2 separate regions of the Homo sapiens genome follow, and region 1 is linked to region 2. A link is a contact called in ENCODE Hi-C or POLR2A ChIA-PET data. All regions are on one chromosome and are shown on one strand. The core of a region is the stretch at or near the end of the contact, and the rest is flanking DNA. Distances in the headings are between cores, read along the strand shown. Region 1 overlaps FAM13B (family with sequence similarity 13 member B). Region 2 has its middle 22 kb from the start of MYOT.

Region 1 (6,378 bases), core at 2,587-5,086, 150 kb after region 2:
CAGCAAGCTCGATTATTACTGCAAGAGTAAAGATTCTTTAGCCCTGAAGAATATGCTGGGACAATCAAATAAACAGCTCCTTTTAATAAGGAGCCTCCCACCAGCCATAGTAAACAAATCAAATAAATAGATTTTCTACTTTAAGAGTCAGGTTGTCACCCACAAGGCTACATACAAAATGAATTGTACAACTTTGTTCTCTGAGCTTCTGAAGGACAAAAAGGACTGACTTAGCTTTCAGATTTCACAGATTTTAATTATTCTTTATTTTCATACTTTAGTCAAATCCTGTGGGTAAAAAGCCCTGATATATCAGCCAGGGCTCACACACACCAATAGAAATAAAAAAGATATATCAATATAGTTATGCATCTGCAGCTAAAATATATAGATATCACAGGGATGTGAGAGCTAAAATAAAGACACAAGAAAAATAACTGCTGAGAAATTTCAGGTCAAGTTACATAGGTACTATAGGCAGATGCCATAAAGACCACATAAAAATGCTAATTGTATTCATTCAACCCCTAGACAAGGAAGCCTTGACTAGAAAGACAAACAATAAATCACAGGGGACATATATATTTTAAAGTCATCAGTCAAGCACAACATTGAAGACTATAGTCATTCCCTGACATTTTATCCCTTCTGCTATTAACTCTATTTTCAAATCTGCCTACGATGACATAATCATCTTGAGAACATAAGATCAATCTTGCAACCACTTACTCCAGTCACTAATATTTTGTATCCAAATAAAATAAGAAACTACTATTATTTTAATTTCCCAATTGTAAATATTTAATGCTACAAACGATATTTCAATAAAAGTATTGCAGTTCAGCCTCAACTGACTCTGGTAAAGATCACTTTACCAGTGCAACACAGCCTTGGAAACCATTCTGAATACCCTGGCACCTTCCAACAAAAACATCAGGTAAAGACTTCATTGAAAGCACAGTAAAGGAAGGTGATAGGCTTATAAAAACTGCTGAGCAATTATTAGTGCTGAGTCCTACACACAGTAGAGCTGTGCTACACTCTGCAGTTTAAACGGAAAAAGACTGCAACATGAGGTCACTACTGACAAGGAGGTACCCAATCAAGAGTCTACAATTTTTTTCCTCATTACTTTGCAACTTTTCAGGAGGTGGACAAAGAGGAACAAACTTTTTAATCTAGCTAGACTTCTCTCAAAAATATATAAGCCTAATCCAATATAAGTGGAGAAACCAATCTGTTTTCATTAATCAAACTACTATAACCAGGGACATAAATTATAAATATGAAATTACTAAAATATGCAAAATAGTGCTATTGTTCAATTATCCAATTTGAGAAAAGCATTTATGGTTAACGTTTCAAGTCTAAAAATTGGATAGCTTCCAGATGAGTCATGCTAGAACTATACCAAAATTACCATTTAAAAAACTATGGTTTTGAAAAATGAACATATAAAACAAAACAAAAATAATAACCTCATGCTCCTTTAAAACCAAAAGCAAAAATCCTTTCCTAACTTTCCCCATCAACTTAGGAGTATTTTATACCTATGACAAGAGTATATCAAAAGATTTCTCACTGTTACAAAGTTAGTCAATAAGTTATATATAACAAGTCTTTAAAATATCAAAGGCATCATTTACAGGAGACGGAAAAGAGGGAGAGAACCTGTCAATATTTATCATGTGCTAGTACTTAAAACATTTTTTTTAACTCTAATAAAATTTCCTCATGACCCAGAGCATAAATTCTACTTGTTACTGCCCAACATTTCTGGTACTTCCACCAAAGTATGACTTCCTTTTTACACTCAAGTGGAACCTGGATATTGAAAATGTGAACTGATAAAATCTGTCAACTGAAATATTTTGCAAACTGTATGACTCGATGAAAGAAAAGAAAAAAGATACTACTACAGTCCGCATACCCCTCTAGTCAACTGAAGGCATATTTTCTCAGTAGGGGATCCACAGAATGAAGTGGAAACCAGTTTTTTGTTTTTTGTTTTTTTGAGACAGAGTCTTGCACTCTCACCCAGGCTGGAGTGCAGTGGCACAATCTTGGCTCACTGCAAGCTCTGCCTCCCGGGTTCATGCCATTCTCCTGCCTCAGCCTCCCGAACAGCTGGGACTACAGGCGCCGGCCACCACGCCTGGCTAATTTTTTTTTTGTATTTTTAGTAGAGACGGGGTTTCACCACGTTAGCCAGGATGGTCTCGATCTCCTGACCTTGTGATCTGCCCATCTCAGCCTCCCAAAGTGCTGGGATTACAGGCGTGAGCCACGGCGCCTGGCCAGAAACCAGTCTTAAAACCCTAAACCCATGGCTCTTCCTAAATCACTTACACCTTCTTTCCTGCACCTTATCTAAAATTGAACCATCAGAAACCAATGAACTCACAAGAATGAAGCCCTAACATCAGCAACCCACAAAGAGAGTTTCAATTTTTCATCTTTCTTTTTTTTTGGAGATGGAGTCTCACCCTGTCGCCCAGACTGGAGTGCAATGTGCAATCTCAGCTCACTGAAACCTCCACCTTCCGCGTTCAAGCGATTCTCCTGCCTCACCCTCCCGAGTAGCTGGGATTACAGGCGCTCACCAACATGCTCAGCTAATTTTTTGTATCTTTAGTACAGACGGGGTTTCACTATGTTGGCCAGGCTGGTCTCGAACTCCTGATGACCTCGTGATCCACCCTCCTTGGCCTCACAAAGTGCTGGATTACTGGCATGAGCCACTGAGCCCAGCCCAATTTTTCATCTTTCTAAATTGAGTTTTAGGAAGGCATCAGAAGCACAACTTTAAATGAACTTTATAACACGAAGTAATTTTTTTTGGCTTGTGGTTTCTTAAGCATGAGCATAAATTAAAAATTACCTAAACCTCAAGCCAAAATAAACTTTCCCAATACAACACAGGAAAAAGATTACAAAGCACAGGGAAGAAAAGGTAAAAGCTCTTTTAGAACTCTCCTTTCTCTCTTCACATTTTTTAAAGGTAAAAATTCCCCTAAAATTTGTACATTTAAATATAAAGCTAAATGAGGCCAGATGCCGTGGCTCACACCCGTAATCCCAGCACTTTGGGAGGCCGAGGCAGGTGGATCACGAGGCCAGGAGTTCAAGGGCAGCCTGCCCAACATGGTGAAACCCCATCTCTACTAAAATTACAAAAAATTAGCTGGGCCTGGTGGCAGGCACCTGTAATCCCAGCTACTTGGGAGGCTGAGGCAGGAGAATCACTTGAACCCGGGAGGCGGAGGTTGCGGTGAGCTGAGATCGTGCCATTGCACTCCAGCCTGGACAACAAGAGCGAAACTCCATCTCAAAAAATATATATATATATAATATATATAAAGCTAAATGATAAACATGTGGATATAAAACAACAATTTAGAAACAATCTTGAGATTTCCATGGACTTCATGGATAAGAACCTCAGGATCAATCAAACAAAACTACTGCTTTTTCATGCACCCTAGGCTGCTCACACCCCAAACTCCACCATTTTTTCCACTCTGAAGACAGCTTAAATCTTAACAAAACATAGCTAATGACAACTGCAGAAATAACAGATACATGAACAGACCAATCAATACAACTCACAAGCAAACATTTAAACCACTGGTTCTCAAAAAGAGGTCTATAAACCTGAGAGTCTTCAAAACCGTCTATGAAAGAGTTAGAAGTACCTTCATACTGTATGCCTTTTTCACTGTGCTGACATTTGCATGTTTTCAAATTTCTTAAATTGGGAGGCCATCAGGCTGAGATGGCTCCAGTGCCTTGGCTTCCTACATAAGTGAACTGAAACCCAATGTCAACAGTAAGATGACTAATCAAAACCCACCAACTAACCTCTAACTAGGAACTTTCCACTGTATCATATCCAAATAAGGCAAATGCCTACCCAATCAAGTTATTTCTTTACTTCTGCTTTCAGCCTATAAAAGCCCCAATGCTCAGGCTGCTAAAGTGGAGCACTCTGAACCTCCTCTGGTTTTGACTGCTGCCTGATTCATGAATCCTTTAATGCTCAAATAAACTTAAAATTGTTGTTTAAAGTTTTCAACAATGATGATGCAAAATCAATGGTAGAAAAAGCTGCTTGGGGTCTTAGCATAAGTCCAGACAAGTAATACTGTGGCCACTGCATTCTTCCTCACCAGCCACTTGAAACTTTTTAAAAAGGGGCCAGTCCGTGACAGAGAAGCAGAAAACAATGATTAATTTCATCTTACTCCTTGAGTACATTTCTTTTTTAATATTCAGTGTAAAAGGGAAGTACTCATAAAGCACTTCTGCAGCATAACTTACCTTGTTGAGAGCTAAACTAATCACTTTTATTACGGAATACCATTTTTACTTGAAAGACTAACATCTAAACCATGGTTATTAGGACTTGAACACTGGCAGACATTTTCTCAGAAACGACTAAGACTCTAAGAAAAACTGACAATATAAAATTTGAATTTTCAAGCAAAAATCAAAATTCTGGAAAACCTGTATCCTCCTCCATAAGCTCAAAAACACCTGAATACTTAAAGATGCTTCTGATGCAATCAACAGTGATATTAAAGAATGTGAACTTTAACAAATGTGCCAACTATCTGGAAGATTACAGAACTCAGTGAAGCAATCTTTTCCAAATGACCAATATACCATATCCCATCCCCATCATGGTCCTCTTCCCTGGGTCACCGGGGCAGCCCCATCCTTTGAACGGTGGAGGTAGCCACCCCTAGGGCTCACACACTCTGTGCTCTGGTAGAGATGGTGCTGCCTGTTATCACACCAGAGCCATACCTAAAGTGGCAGAAGAGTATGGTACCAGGCATAATGGAATCTTGCCAAGGTCCCCAAGGTCCCCCATCATTGGTGGCCCCTCCTTTGCATTTAGGGCCTCCTCGCAGGCCCTTGCACTCAAGGCCTGTAATTGATTTCTGAATTGCCTTCAGGGTCTTTTTTTTTTTTTGTCTTTTTTTTTTTGAGACAGGGTCCCACTTAGTTGCCCAGGCTGGAGTGCAGTGGCACAATCATGGCTCACTGTAGCCTGGACCTCCCATGCTCAAGCAATCCTCCCACCTCAGCCTCTTGAGTCACTGGGACCACAGCACATGACACTATGCCCAGCTCATTTTAAAAAATTTTCTGGCCAGGCGCAGTGGCTCATGCCTGTAACCCCAGCACTTTGGGAGGCTGAAGTGGGCAGATCATGAGGTCAGGAGTTTGAGACCAGCCTGGCCAACATGGTGAAACCCCATCTCTACTAAAAATACAAAAATTAGCCAGGTGTGGTGGCACGCACCTGTAGTCCCAGCTACTCAGGAGGCTGAGGCAGAAGAATCGCTTGAACCCAGGAGGCGGAGGCTGCAGTGAGCCGAGATCACACCACTGCACTCCAGCCTGGGTGAGTGCAAGACCTTCCAGCCTCTATCCATTACCCAGTTCCAAAGCAACTTCCATATTTTAGGTATTTGTTACAGCAACACCCACTCCTCAGCACCAATTTTCTTAGTCCATTCACATTACTATAACAAAATGCCATACACTAGGAAACAACAGAAATGTATTTCTCACAGTTCTAGAGGCTGAGAAGTCTGAGATCAAGGCAGCAGCAGATTCAGTGTCTGATGAGGGCCCATTGATAGACTTTTCACTGTGTTACCACTGAGTGAAAGGGCTAAGGAGTCTTCTCTCAGGCTTTTTATAAGGGTTCCAGTCTAACTCATGAGGACCCCACCCCCATGGCCTAATAACCTCCCAAAGGCCCCACTTCCTAATACCAAAACTTCCAGATCATAGCAGCAACAGATTAAATGCAGAAGAAAATGTAAGAATCCTTCACGATAGAAATTCAAGAGGTTTGCAAAAATGTAAAACATTGCTACTAAAAAAGTTTAGGGAATTAGAAAACACAATTACTTTTCATTTAAAAAAAATTACACTAATATGTGATAGGTTTATTGTTACTTTAAAACACTAAATAAGGCCCAGTAATCCCAGCACTTTAAGGAGACTAAGGCTGGAGAATCACTTGCGCCTGGGAGCTTGAGACTGGCCTGGGCAACGTAACGAGACCTTGTATTTACAACAAATATAAAATATTAGTCAGGCATGGTGCTGCATGCCTGTAGTCCTAGCTATTCATCAAGCTGAGGTGGGAGGATTGCTTGAGCCTGAAAGGTCAAGGCTGTAGTGAGTCATGATCATGCCACTGCACTCCAGCCTGGGTGACACAGCAAGACCCTGTCTCAAAAAAATAAAAAATTAACTAAATAATTTTTTCTCAGTTTTAATTCCTAATATAAACACCAATAGATATAACAAACTGAAACAAAAGTTCTTTAGGGTGCCCAATAATTTTTAAGTGTG
Region 2 (6,797 bases), core at 3,686-6,185:
TGTTGGTGGGAGTGTAAATTAGTTCAACCATTGTGGAAGACAGTGTGGCGATTCCTCAAGGATCTAGAACCAGAAATACCACTTGACCCAGCAATGCCATTACTGGGTATATACCCCAAGGATTATAAATCATTCTGCTATAAAGACACATGCACATGTATGTTTATTGCAGCATTATTCACAATAGCAAAGACTTGGAACCAACCCAAATGCCCATCAATGATAGACTGGATAAAGAAAATGTGGCACATATACACCATGGAACACTATGCAGCTATAAAAAGAATGAGTTCATGTCCTTTGTAGGGACATGGATGAAGCTGGAAACCATCATTCTCAGCAAACTAACACCGGAACAGAAAACCAAACACTGCATGTTCTCACTCATAATTGAGAGTTGAACAATGAGAACACATGGACATAGGGAGGGGAACATCACATACCGGGGCCTGTTGTGGGGTCGGGGGCTAGGGGAGGGATAGCGTTAGGAGAAATACCTAATGTAGGTGACGGGTTGATGGATACAGCAAACAACCATGGCATGTGTATACCTATGTAACAAACCTGCACATTCTGTACATGTATTCCAGAACTTAAAGTATAATTTTAAAAAAAAGAAGAAGTTTGGACTTTAAGAACATGTGTAAAAATAAAGGTTCATCTGGACAGAAAAATAAAGAAAGTAGAACTTCAGGCTTTTCATTACAGCCTAGGTCCCCTTTCCTCTTATTTCCCAAGAAGTACACATTATGAGATTTACTCACACAGGTCAGGGAAGTACTTAAAGGAAGATCTCTCTGCTCTAGGGATGAACTGTGTGGATTTTATTCCTGGCTCCACAGCTTACTAGCCATGTGACTCTGGGCAATTTGTGTAAACCCTCTAAGCTCATGTTTCCTTTCTTGTAAAATGGGAATGATAATATCCCTAGATATTGGAGTTGTTGTGAGGAGTGAATGAGATTATGTATATAAAGTGGTTAGTACAGTGCCTAGGTGATTAACTCCATTTCACAGTTATTAAAAATTAAGGTCAGAGGGTTGTTGTGAATGATCTTTTTTTTTTTTTTTAATTTGCAAAGCCCGCTTAATGCTACAGATTCTCCTCTCTAGGACTCTTCTACTTGCACACATCTCTAGCACATGACACTGTCCATGTGGGAGGTAACCTGACTCCCAGCTAACGACAGTATGGGGTCTTAGCTGTCCTTATGCACGCAGTGTTCCTCTGGGCAATAACTCTGTGTATGTATGCATGGCTAACAGAAATGGAATAGCCCCTTTTAAAAATTGGGCGTGACTTTATAACATAAAAACTTATGTACTAAATCCAGTGGCATCAAAAAGGACAAACAGGCTGAGAACAGTGGGCTCACACATGTAATCCCAACACTCTGGGAGGGAGGGATGGGAGGATTGCTTGAACCCAGGAGTTCAAGACCAGCCCAAGCAACATAGCAAAAGTCCATGTCCACAAAAAAAAAGTTTAAAAATTAGCTGAACATGGTGGCATGAGCCTATAGTCCAACTACTCAGGAGGCTGAGGAGGGAGGATCACTTGAGCTCAGGAGTTCAAGGTTTCAGTGAGCTATATTATCGTAATACTGCACTCCAGCTTGGGTGACAAAGTGAGACCCCATTTCAAAAAAAACAAAAACAAAAAAAAGACAAACATCCTTTTCCTATTTTAGGTGACATGTCAAAGGAAATAGAAGTTTGAGGGTTAAATATCAAAGTATTTTCTGCATTCAGCAGGACGTAAAAGACATCTAATCTCCCCTACCTCTAAGATGATGTCTCTGCTTCAGAATGCCACCACTGGAGAGGGTGCCATTGGGGTTCAAGCAATGGCTCTTCCTAAAGACAAATGAAGGGGTGAAATGTGTTTATGAAGAAATGTGTGTCTTTAAACCAGTCTATCAGAGATAAGAATAAAACAAGTCAGTTTTGATGTGGGCTTGAGGAAGTGATAGGTTTGGAGGGCTAGTTCTAAAGGAAGAAAACACTATAATGTGTGTGTAGGAAAGGGTTCTGGGGAGGGGCAGACAGAAGAGGTGAGGAGAGCTTGCAAAATATAAACTATATCAGTCAGCAGTTCTGCCAAAAGCTGGATTTGAAGTTGTTTGTTGCTTCTGGGACAGGAAGGCTCTTAACTGTAGGCAACTTTTCTCCTGTCATCTCTCATCAGCATGATCACTACAAGTGTTAGAGAGTGAGACCCAGGAAGCAGTGTAGACTATTCACTTGGAATATGGGCCCCCCACCATCACTGTTCCTCTCCTTTGCCCTAGGGCCAGGTCAATTTCAACATTTCACCCTCAAATAAGAAAAAAAGATCATAAACACAATCTTTAGCTAAATTTGAAAGTTCCCTAACAAAACAAAGTGAAAAGTAGCTTGCCACATCATTCAACTTTTTATCTTAGTATTTGAACCCTAAGGCCTGAATTTTTTATAAAGAAGAATTCTACAAATTGGGTCTTTTAAAGCTAGTTCCTCTATTGTCAAAAGAACAACTGGGGAAAGACAGTCTTTTAAGAGATGGTTCTTGGAACATTTTATTTTGGTGCCCTAAGCCCTCATGTGAGAGATCTACTACCAGGAGGTCACTATCCTGTGAGCTCAAGCCACATGGAGATCACTGAAAGATGAGACACCAAGTTGGGGACTGGGGTGAACTGACAAAGATGGCACAAAGGTGCCATACATGTGAGTGAAGAAACCATCTGGGAAATGCATAATCTAGTCCCAGCTGTCAACACTTGGATCAGAGATGAACTGCTCAGCCAGCTCTTCTCAAATTCCTAAACTAAAACATTAAGCCACAGGAGAAAGACCATATGCCCCAGAAGAGCCCTCCAGTGAGCAAGATTTTAAAGATATGCCCCAGTTGTTTCTAATTCCACTAGGATTTCAGTATCAAGGGAAAGAAGTAGTAACATTCATAACTCATGACAGGCATCATATCCTTTGATGGAGAAGCTGTCTGAGAAAGGCCATGAACAATGTGGACTTTGACAACAAGAAAACAAGTACAGTAAGGGTTGAGCTACATAGATATTCAAATAGAAATGCATCTTTTGTAACAACTTCATAGAGTAAATGGTTTTATATAAAAATACAATTTAGATATAGGAACCATGAGAACCAGGACAGTAAGTATTTTAATCTAACATGGAGAGACATATGATTAACAATCACAAGACAGACCTCCTCTTTGGCACTTTGTAAAATCAAAAAATTTGACAAAACACTGGGGACAAGACAAAACTCTAAATGTGATGAAGTAAAATTTCCAGTCACGTAGAAAATAGCTCACCCTTGACATCAGTTTAATGTGTTGAAAATTTTTTAAAAGTGATTTCTTTTTCCCGAAAGCAAGCAAGCAAGAAAACAAAAGGTACAGAGACCAATGTGAAGGCTGTATGCTAATAAATTGAGAGATATGAAATAATTAAAATCTACTTTTGTTAGAAAATGGTCTAGATCAACTGGGGAAGAAATAGTGAGATGCATCTTTAGAATCTCCCATGTATCAAGCTTCCTTAAGAACTTTTCAAAACTGTCACCAAAATACTCAGTTGATGTCAAATATCATCATCTTCTTGAGCAGCTTGAGTATGTTCACAAAACAGATGCATTTATTTTTGCAGGGACTAATATTACAGTCACAGTGGTGACTGTGAACTGACACAGTGGGCCACAGCAGAAGCTGGATTTGTTCAGAAACTGATGAAAACCATCTCATACACACAAAACTCACAACTCCTTTACTGACTTAATTCACATACCTCTTTCCTCAACTATTTGTTCTCCCTCCACCCCTGTTAGGTGTAATAGAAAATAAAAAATGGCCAGGTGCAGTGGCACACACCTGAAGTCTCAGCTGCTCCAGAGGCTGAGGTGAAGATTGCTTGAAGCCAGGAGTTTGAGGCTGTAGTGTGCTAGGATCACCCATATGAACAGCTACTGCACTCCAGCCTGGGCAACATGGCAAGATCCTGTCTCTTAAAAAATAAAAAAATTAAAAATGAATAAAGTAATTAAATTGTTAAAATCTTTCACAATATCTGGTGCTTTATGGACACTTTGAATTATCTTTATGTGAATAAAGGTTACCTAGTATGGCATCTGTTACCAAATAGAAGATAAATAAATATGCAAACACTAAATCTCCAGCCTGTGCTACCTACCTAGCAAGACTCCATTTCTACAAAAAAAAAAAAAAAAATTAGCGAGGCATAGTGGCACATGCCTGTAGTCCTAGCTACTGGGGAGGCTGAGGTGGGAGGATCACTTAAGCCCAGGAGTTCAAGGTTGCAGTAACATATGGTCGTGCCACTGCACTCCAGACTGGGTGACAGAGTAAGACCCTGTCTCTAAAATCAAAACAAAACAAAAACACTAAATAATAAAATAGGCAAGCAAAAGAAAATAAATGGAACAACACAATAAACTCTCCAACAAATCAAAATAACTTAAGCAACATTTTAAAAGAATGCAGAGTTTAGGTTATTGTATGAATTTAAAATATTCTCACTAATGTGACATTTTAATACATTTAAAATACTGTACATTGCTAAACCTGCTTTATCTTACTTCTCTTTCCTCTTTTTTTCCGAATGAAGCTACTGTCAAATTCTTCAGTTGTTCACTTTTAAATAGATCTAATGTCCTATTTTTCAGACCACTGAACCTATATAATATCCATGAAGCTAGTATAACTCTGCAGACATCCTAGCTATTCAGGCAATGTTATAAAGGCATCATCATTGTTCATTTGTCTGATCTCTATGTATCTTGTCATCTTTCCAGGGTAAGATTGCCAAGGTCTTGGACTCTTCATTTGGTGGAGTCTAATTCTGTTCTCTTTACAAAGAGCTAGGGTTACACTCAGCAAAGGTTACCATTTACGTGAGACATGAAGCCGGCTAGCGTAACGCATCACCAAAGTAAAACCCCTGGCTATTTTTTCCCTCAAGGACATCCCCAGTGCCACATAAAATCAAGAAAGAACACTTCAGGATAGGTCACACGTAGGGCCTGCATGTACTATGAACCCACACTTTCATTTTTATATTCTGGAGTGCGCTATTTTCAGAACAGTCAGACAAAGGGGTATTTTTCCTTTTGAAAAATCTCCTTTTCTCTCCCCTAGAGGAAAATACATGAGAATCAAATGTAAGAGACTACAGTGGCTTTAGCAAGAGAAGCCAATATTTAAGGGTGAGCTTTCTTTTAGAAATTATTCCTTTTTGTGTTTGGCTTTGCTTTATCATTTACTCAAATTAGTTATCAAAGATTTTTAATAAATAAATAATATTTTAAATTGTTTCAGTAATTTCTAAGACTCAGCTCATTATCTTTCAAACCTCTGCATTCTGAAGTGGCAGTCAAAGCCAGTGCCCTAAGTGCTGACTGCTTTTGCTTTAAGCACTAACGTTCATCTTTCTTTCTCTTATCCTCGGATGGAAATTCATCTACTCTGGTAATTCTGAAAATTGGAGATTTTAAAGCATGATCGGGCTTCGAGATTTTTTTTAAATGTTTAAAAATAGCAAATATTAAACCTAGAAGAAACCTTAGGGACCATCTCACTTCTGATATAACTGAGACCCCAAAAGTCTTGCCCAAATCATAACTAATAAACGACAGCCATAAAACAGAATCCAGATTGCCTTAATCTTGAATTAGTGCTCTCTTTCACCATATTACTTGATCTTTCTATATTTTTATCCATTTCAGATACAGATTATATAACTCAGCAATATGCCCAAAGTAAGATTCAGGGCATTTCTTTGTTCCATTAGTCATCACTGTCTTTTTTCATTGGTTGGAAGATCAGGGACAGGAAACAGGAAACTCCTTCTTGGCCTCCCCACCCCATGGATTAAATGGTAGCAGGGGCTGCCTGGTGCCTTGCCCATGAAGCTTGACTATTCATGCTTAGAAGGAGGAGCATCATGAACATTAAGAAACCAGGTACAAAGACCCTTCTCTTTATAAAGATTGAATTTTCTCTTTTTTGTTTTCATTAGCTTAAGGATATAAAACAATTTCAAGGTGGCAAAAGCCTGAATTCCACACACCACCAAAACTATTCTGCTCATCTTTTCCAGCTATTCCTTTGAGATGTGCCAGGAGCTTAGAGGATGTTTTATCCTCTTGCACCAACTGACCTTACACATTTACTTATAAGGCATGTTTCTTCCAAAAAGTTCCAGAAGTTTCATATATACTCTCTCATATGCTTCCCCCACAGGGGGAAGCATTTCATTTTTATTTTTTTGCCATAGCCAAAGTTTCCCTGTTGTTTCCAGGGTTTCTTTCCAGAGTTTGATGCTTAAAGTTTAGACTCTCTGGAAGTCACAAACATTCCCAAATGAAGTCTCAACCAATACTGCCAACAAAGCCAACTTATTCATTCAACAATTACTTATTGAGCATCTCCTGTGTGCCTGGCACTATTCCAGACACTAGGGATTCAAGAGTGAACAAAACAGACTAAATATCCATCATCATGGAGCTTACATACAAAATAAAAGTTTTGTTTTTTGTTTTTTTTTTTAGATGGAGTCTCGCTCTGTCGCCCAGGGTGGAGTGCAGTGGCGCAATCTCGGCTCACTACAATCTCCGCCTCCTGGGTTCACGCCATTCTCCTGCCTCAGCCTCCCGAGTAGCTGGGACTACAGGCGCCCGCCACCACGCCCGGCTAATTTTTTTGTATTGTTAGTAGAGACGGGGTTTCACTGTGTAAGCCAGGATGGTCTTGATCTCCTGACCTCGTGATCCACCCAC

Evidence for each region. A loop is a pair of places that touch in the nucleus more often than their neighbours do. ChIA-PET counts read pairs that join two places held with the same protein, here RNA polymerase II (POLR2A). Pooled maps may share reads with other maps.
Region 1: a pooled map shows a loop between it and region 2 (2.0-fold over the local background). The contact joins two enhancer-like sites. A Hi-C loop is called at or near these places in 1 of 168 maps with a recorded cell type or tissue (aorta), 1 of 37 single-sample maps with no recorded cell type and 2 of 50 pooled maps. POLR2A ChIA-PET finds 5 or more read pairs at or near these places in 2 of 52 experiments (GM12878 and activated T-cell).

What each region holds. Positions count from the first base shown.
Region 1 is chr5:137,994,140-138,000,517 of GRCh38, forward strand. All of the region lies in intron 7 of FAM13B (family with sequence similarity 13 member B), which reads right to left. Among named protein-coding and RNA genes, the nearest start is that of FAM13B-AS1, 35 kb to the right of the region's middle. Within about 2 kb of position 3,837, at least 2 of the 41 ENCODE cell types and tissues checked have a DNase peak (open chromatin) inside an H3K27ac peak, as active enhancers do; they include GM12878, where a contact is called at or near this core.
Region 2 is chr5:137,842,941-137,849,737 of GRCh38, forward strand. No RefSeq gene overlaps it. Among named protein-coding and RNA genes, the nearest start is that of MYOT, 22 kb to the right of the region's middle. Within about 2 kb of position 4,936, at least 2 of the 41 ENCODE cell types and tissues checked have a DNase peak (open chromatin) inside an H3K27ac peak, as active enhancers do; they include GM12878, where a contact is called at or near this core.